Linked DNA regions of Homo sapiens: region 2 is linked to region 1. Evidence: chromatin loops called from intact Hi-C (ENCODE). Cell type or tissue: mammary epithelial cell. All regions are shown on one strand. Each heading gives the region's core, and the rest is flanking DNA. Links, peaks and the distances in the headings are about the cores only.

Evidence for each region. Peaks named below come from ENCODE experiments on the same cell type or tissue, not always from the same donor. Only the 100,000 strongest peaks of a DNase experiment are listed, where the experiment ranks them.
Region 2: it touches region 1 in a loop (7-fold over the local background); 2 of 110 quality-filtered maps call a loop at or near these places.

The regions. Positions count from the first base shown.
Region 1 is chr1:186,678,908-186,681,828 of GRCh38, reverse strand. PTGS2 (prostaglandin-endoperoxide synthase 2) reads left to right here and starts at 1,406. Exons shown (of 10, transcript NM_000963.4): 1 at 1,406-1,590; 2 at 2,391-2,507; 3 at 2,628-2,771. The coding sequence starts at 1,539. PACERR (PTGS2 antisense NFKB1 complex-mediated expression regulator RNA) reads right to left here and starts at 1,175. Exons shown (of 1, transcript NR_125801.1): 1 at 383-1,175. In mammary epithelial cell, for the core only: a CTCF peak has its summit at 1,470; a DNase peak (open chromatin) is centred at 1,318; H3K4me3 peaks cover 2,500 bases; H3K27ac peaks cover 2,322 bases.
Region 2 is chr1:186,749,126-186,752,046 of GRCh38, reverse strand. No RefSeq gene overlaps it. Among named protein-coding and RNA genes, the nearest start is that of PACERR, 70 kb to the right of the region's middle. In mammary epithelial cell, for the core only: no CTCF peak of the experiment used is centred there; a DNase peak (open chromatin) is centred at 1,586; H3K27ac peaks cover 2,167 bases.

The DNA.
Region 1 (2,921 bases), core at 173-2,672:
TTTATGCTGTCATTTTCCTGTAATGCTAAGGACTTAGGACATAACTGAATTTTCTATTTTCCACTTCTTTTCTGGTGTGTGTGTATATATATATGTATATATACACACACACATATACATATATATATTTTTTAGTATCTCACCCTCACATGCTCCTCCCTGAGCACTACCCATGATAGATGTTAAACAAAAGCAAAGATGAAATTCCAACTGTCAAAATCTCCCTTCCATCTAATTAATTCCTCATCCAACTATGTTCCAAAACGAGAATAGAAAATTAGCCCCAATAAGCCCAGGCAACTGAAAAGTAAATGCTATGTTGTACTTTGATCCATGGTCACAACTCATAATCTTGGAAAAGTGGACAGAAAAGACAAAAGAGTGAACTTTAAAACTCGAATTTATTTTACCAGTATCTCCTATGAAGGGCTAGTAACCAAAATAATCCACGCATCAGGGAGAGAAATGCCTTAAGGCATACGTTTTGGACATTTAGCGTCCCTGCAAATTCTGGCCATCGCCGCTTCCTTTGTCCATCAGAAGGCAGGAAACTTTATATTGGTGACCCGTGGAGCTCACATTAACTATTTACAGGGTAACTGCTTAGGACCAGTATTATGAGGAGAATTTACCTTTCCCGCCTCTCTTTCCAAGAAACAAGGAGGGGGTGAAGGTACGGAGAACAGTATTTCTTCTGTTGAAAGCAACTTAGCTACAAAGATAAATTACAGCTATGTACACTGAAGGTAGCTATTTCATTCCACAAAATAAGAGTTTTTTAAAAAGCTATGTATGTATGTGCTGCATATAGAGCAGATATACAGCCTATTAAGCGTCGTCACTAAAACATAAAACATGTCAGCCTTTCTTAACCTTACTCGCCCCAGTCTGTCCCGACGTGACTTCCTCGACCCTCTAAAGACGTACAGACCAGACACGGCGGCGGCGGCGGGAGAGGGGATTCCCTGCGCCCCCGGACCTCAGGGCCGCTCAGATTCCTGGAGAGGAAGCCAAGTGTCCTTCTGCCCTCCCCCGGTATCCCATCCAAGGCGATCAGTCCAGAACTGGCTCTCGGAAGCGCTCGGGCAAAGACTGCGAAGAAGAAAAGACATCTGGCGGAAACCTGTGCGCCTGGGGCGGTGGAACTCGGGGAGGAGAGGGAGGGATCAGACAGGAGAGTGGGGACTACCCCCTCTGCTCCCAAATTGGGGCAGCTTCCTGGGTTTCCGATTTTCTCATTTCCGTGGGTAAAAAACCCTGCCCCCACCGGGCTTACGCAATTTTTTTAAGGGGAGAGGAGGGAAAAATTTGTGGGGGGTACGAAAAGGCGGAAAGAAACAGTCATTTCGTCACATGGGCTTGGTTTTCAGTCTTATAAAAAGGAAGGTTCTCTCGGTTAGCGACCAATTGTCATACGACTTGCAGTGAGCGTCAGGAGCACGTCCAGGAACTCCTCAGCAGCGCCTCCTTCAGCTCCACAGCCAGACGCCCTCAGACAGCAAAGCCTACCCCCGCGCCGCGCCCTGCCCGCCGCTGCGATGCTCGCCCGCGCCCTGCTGCTGTGCGCGGTCCTGGCGCTCAGCCATACAGGTGAGTACCTGGCGCCGCGCACCGGGGACTCCGGTTCCACGCACCCGGGCAGAGTTTCCGCTCTGACCTCCTGGGTCTATCCCAGTACTCCGACTTCTCTCCGAATAGAGAAGCTACGTGACTTGGGAAAGAGCTTGGACCGCTAGAGTTCGAAAGAACTCCGTGGATATTCCAGCTTTCCCACAAGCACTGATCATTATGAGCCAGTTACTTAACCGATCTGAGACACTCTCACCTCCTAAATAGGGATAGATGATACTAATTTGCAGGTTGTCATTATGATAAGACAGGATCTGATCAATATATGTGAATTGTTTATATTTGGAACCTTTTTATTGAGTGGAAGAAGTTGTTTTAAATATTCTAGTCAGTTCTTTCCTGCTCCCAGGAAAGCCCGGATTATGTTTTAAGATAAGCAAAATGTCTTAAAAGTAAGCTGTTTTACTTTGAATTTTTCCCTAAATGTTGATTAGTGTACTAGATCCATTTTAATTTGGAAAGTGAAGTGCTACTTATTTGAACTTCTTAAAAATGCTAATTTTAACATCTAAAGAGTTAACTAAGAAAAGCTTAGTAACATGATGTACCAAGTTGAATATGCTGTTATCCTTATTTAGAATAGAAAATTGGTATTTCTACGTTTTATCCATTCTAAGGCAGGTTAAAAAATTGTATTTCCATGACTACCTATATATTTCTTGAATTTATTATTGTAAAGTTGATTCATAGTCAAACAATTAAATGTTTAAATTAAGATTAAGACACTAGAGAATGATTTATTTGCTGTCCTTTAATTGCAGCAAATCCTTGCTGTTCCCACCCATGTCAAAACCGAGGTGTATGTATGAGTGTGGGATTTGACCAGTATAAGTGCGATTGTACCCGGACAGGATTCTATGGAGAAAACTGCTCAACACGTAAGTTTGTCCTTTGGTTGCCTCATTAGGAGTGGGGCTGGATACAGTTATCATTGTATAGATTTGTGTCTTATAATGAGTCCCATTAATTTCTCCCTCCCTTTCTTCGTCTTCTTGCAGCGGAATTTTTGACAAGAATAAAATTATTTCTGAAACCCACTCCAAACACAGTGCACTACATACTTACCCACTTCAAGGGATTTTGGAACGTTGTGAATAACATTCCCTTCCTTCGAAATGCAATTATGAGTTATGTGTTGACATGTAAGTACAAGTGTCTTTCTAAGGTTTTTAGCCTTCTCAAAGAAAAATATGCTTTATAATACTGTAAGCCTAATCTAAAAACATATTTCCAAGCTTATCAAAAAGACTTTAAGATAGCTTTTAAGTTTGCCTTCCATCTTAATCGCCAAA
Region 2 (2,921 bases), core at 102-2,601, 70 kb before region 1:
TCTGACAGCATATAGCCTTTCAGAACCAGATGTTTTGTTTCATTCAATTAGTTCCTTCCAACATGGAACTAGATATTCTAATAAGACTAAAGACTTGGCCCTTGCATTCCACTTCTGAGAAATCAAGGTGGAAAAATTCAAAGGAATAAGAAAGCAAATGCTTCTTATTTGTACAAATAATATATCTGAAAGAAATTGAAATTCGTTGAGACTAGGTTCTCCTTTAATCCAGAGCTGTGGTATGACTTCCATTGGACCTAAGCACTTTTACCTTTGTGGGTCCCTTCCTCCATTTTATACAAACACACACTAAAAATTATATTTTACTATTGTGTTGGTTAAAAAGATCGATATGCTACTATTATATATAAGACAGCTTCTTCTACCTAGAAGTTGTTATTTCTGATTTTAAAGAACATTAATACATTTTGTTGGGCCCCTAGGCACTATGGCTATTGTGCCTAACGGACAAATCACTTTTGGCAACTCCTTCCCATATTCTACTCCTTGTTTTGTTGCCAGAGAATACTTCTAAAAATTCCCTTTTCATTGGATCACAGAGAACCATCAAGGACAGCAACTCATTCAGTGTAGGGATCCCCAGATCTCTGCTTGGATCAGGGCTTCATTCAATATTGTTTTGCCTGGCAACCTGACTCCTAAATGCACCTTTCACTTCTGTCAGGCCAGTATCTTTAGTCCAGTGCTGTGTATTGGAATAACCTAGGGAGGTTTGGGGTTTGTTTTCATATTTACATTAAAATTTTGATTCCAAAACCAATCAAATTAGAATTTCTGGGTGTGGGACCCAAACATCAGTACTTTTTAGTGCCCTTCAGGTGATTCCAATCTGTAACCAATTTTGAAAACCAGTGCTCTAAGCAACAAAAATACAACAATCATTCTCCTGTAATGTGCTATGGAGCACAGGAAAAAGAGATATACACACACATATACAAGTATCATATGGCATTGTAATAACTTGTTTATCCGTGATTCTCTCTACTAGATAGAAAACTTCAAGCATCACTTCTGAATTATTTTTATTTTACCCACCACCTAGTTCAATGCTAGCATCAAGTAGATACTCAATAAATGTTTTTATTGAACGAATTGCCACATGTTCTTAAACTTTTACTTTTCCTCTTCCCTTTCCCTTCTTCATTGTATTACTCCAAAGTTCTCAACCCTGCCAGGACATTAAAATCAGTGGGGAACTTTGTAAAAAAATAATGGGCCCCACCCTAGACCAATTAGGTCACAATTTCTAAGGGTGGGGCCCAGGTAGTGTTTAAAAGATTAGACTATTCTAATGTACAGCCAGGGCTAAGAATTATTGATTAATTTTTACTCACTCTTTAAGACCCTCTTAAAGAGCCAACTTATTCAGGAAACTTTTTCGGGTACTCTTCCCAAATATATCTTTCAATTTCTCAAATACTGATTGTTCTTGAGAAATATGCAGTTTCAGTCTTAAACATATTGTTGTGTCATCCCTGTGAATGTGAAGCTAGCACTTGAGGGCAAGAATCATGCCTCCTATTGCTTTGTTTTCCTCAGAGAGATGACAACAGGGCTGGGCCTAAATTCCAATACTTAGTGACTAAAGGCAGTTACATGGATTCCCTGTTAGAAGATCATGTTTCTTAATCTGGCCTTGACACATGCTATTCATTAAGCAATCAATGAATTGCTTAAAATTCTCAATGTGCTGTAGTAGCCTATTCATTTTCTCAACCAGTCACTAGTTTTAAAGGTTTTGACTTAAACTAGGACTTGAGTTTGACTCCACACATGATGATCAGCTGCCTCAAAGTCATAATTCAACTTATTTATCAAATGAGGATCCACAGGTAGATTTCAGTTTATGAAGGGACAAGGAAAGGAGATTCAAAATTCAAATTACATTGCACTCCTCTACATTTCTAACCTTTTAGTGATATTTTCCCTGGGGAAGTAAAGGTGGTGCAATAATTTGGGAGGCACCTATTAGCCCTCACCTTAGGCATGTGAACACCTGATTACTTTCATGCCAGATCAGAGAATACCATAATGCTTATTAAAAATGCTGATTTTTTATTAGTCAGCATTACAATGCTGCTGAGTGGTATGAATTTGGTAACTTACCCGTTAATGGATATGCATTTACTGATGACTGTGGACTGTTTTAGTACAGTATTTCATGTACATATTTTAGCCACATTCTTTTGGACTCCGACGTTTTGAAATTTATTTTCTTCATTCTTCAGTTTAAAAATAAATATTAAACAAATAAGTGGTTCTCCAGCCAGGAAACATGCGTATGCCTCACCTGTATTAAACAGACGAAACGAATATAGAGATTTGGTCAGTCTGTAATTGATGAATAAAAGGTGCTTAACACTTGAGGGGTAAAATACACATTTATAATTGCATAATGCAGATGCAGAATTTGAGCTAATTAGCATTTTAAAGTTTTACTTATCTGAAACTCTTGTTAAATAAAGTCAGCAGAATAATGATTTTGATAAACTTCTATACAGTCTATATGTTCTCATCAGGACTAAAAATACTATAATTTTTCAAAAGGAATTTAGTGAGCCATTTTTTAAAATAATAAAGATGTCTATTTTTCATCCATAAATGTTGTTCTTAATGTTAATCACTATAAGTACAAATTCATGGAAGTCTTTGATGAACATCTGCTTGGAAAAAAAAATCTGCTAAGTACCAAATATTTGTAAAACATTCAAGCCCACACAGACATACACAGACATGCACAAACACCCCCCAAAGAAAGGTTTTGGTTTATACTCTGAGATCTAAATGGAGAAATGATTATGTAATAAAAAAACCAGTTAGGCACCAAGTGTGCAGAAGTGATTGAATTAAATTACACATCTAAATGCCTTATATTAAGTTAAATATTTAGAATCTGGTAT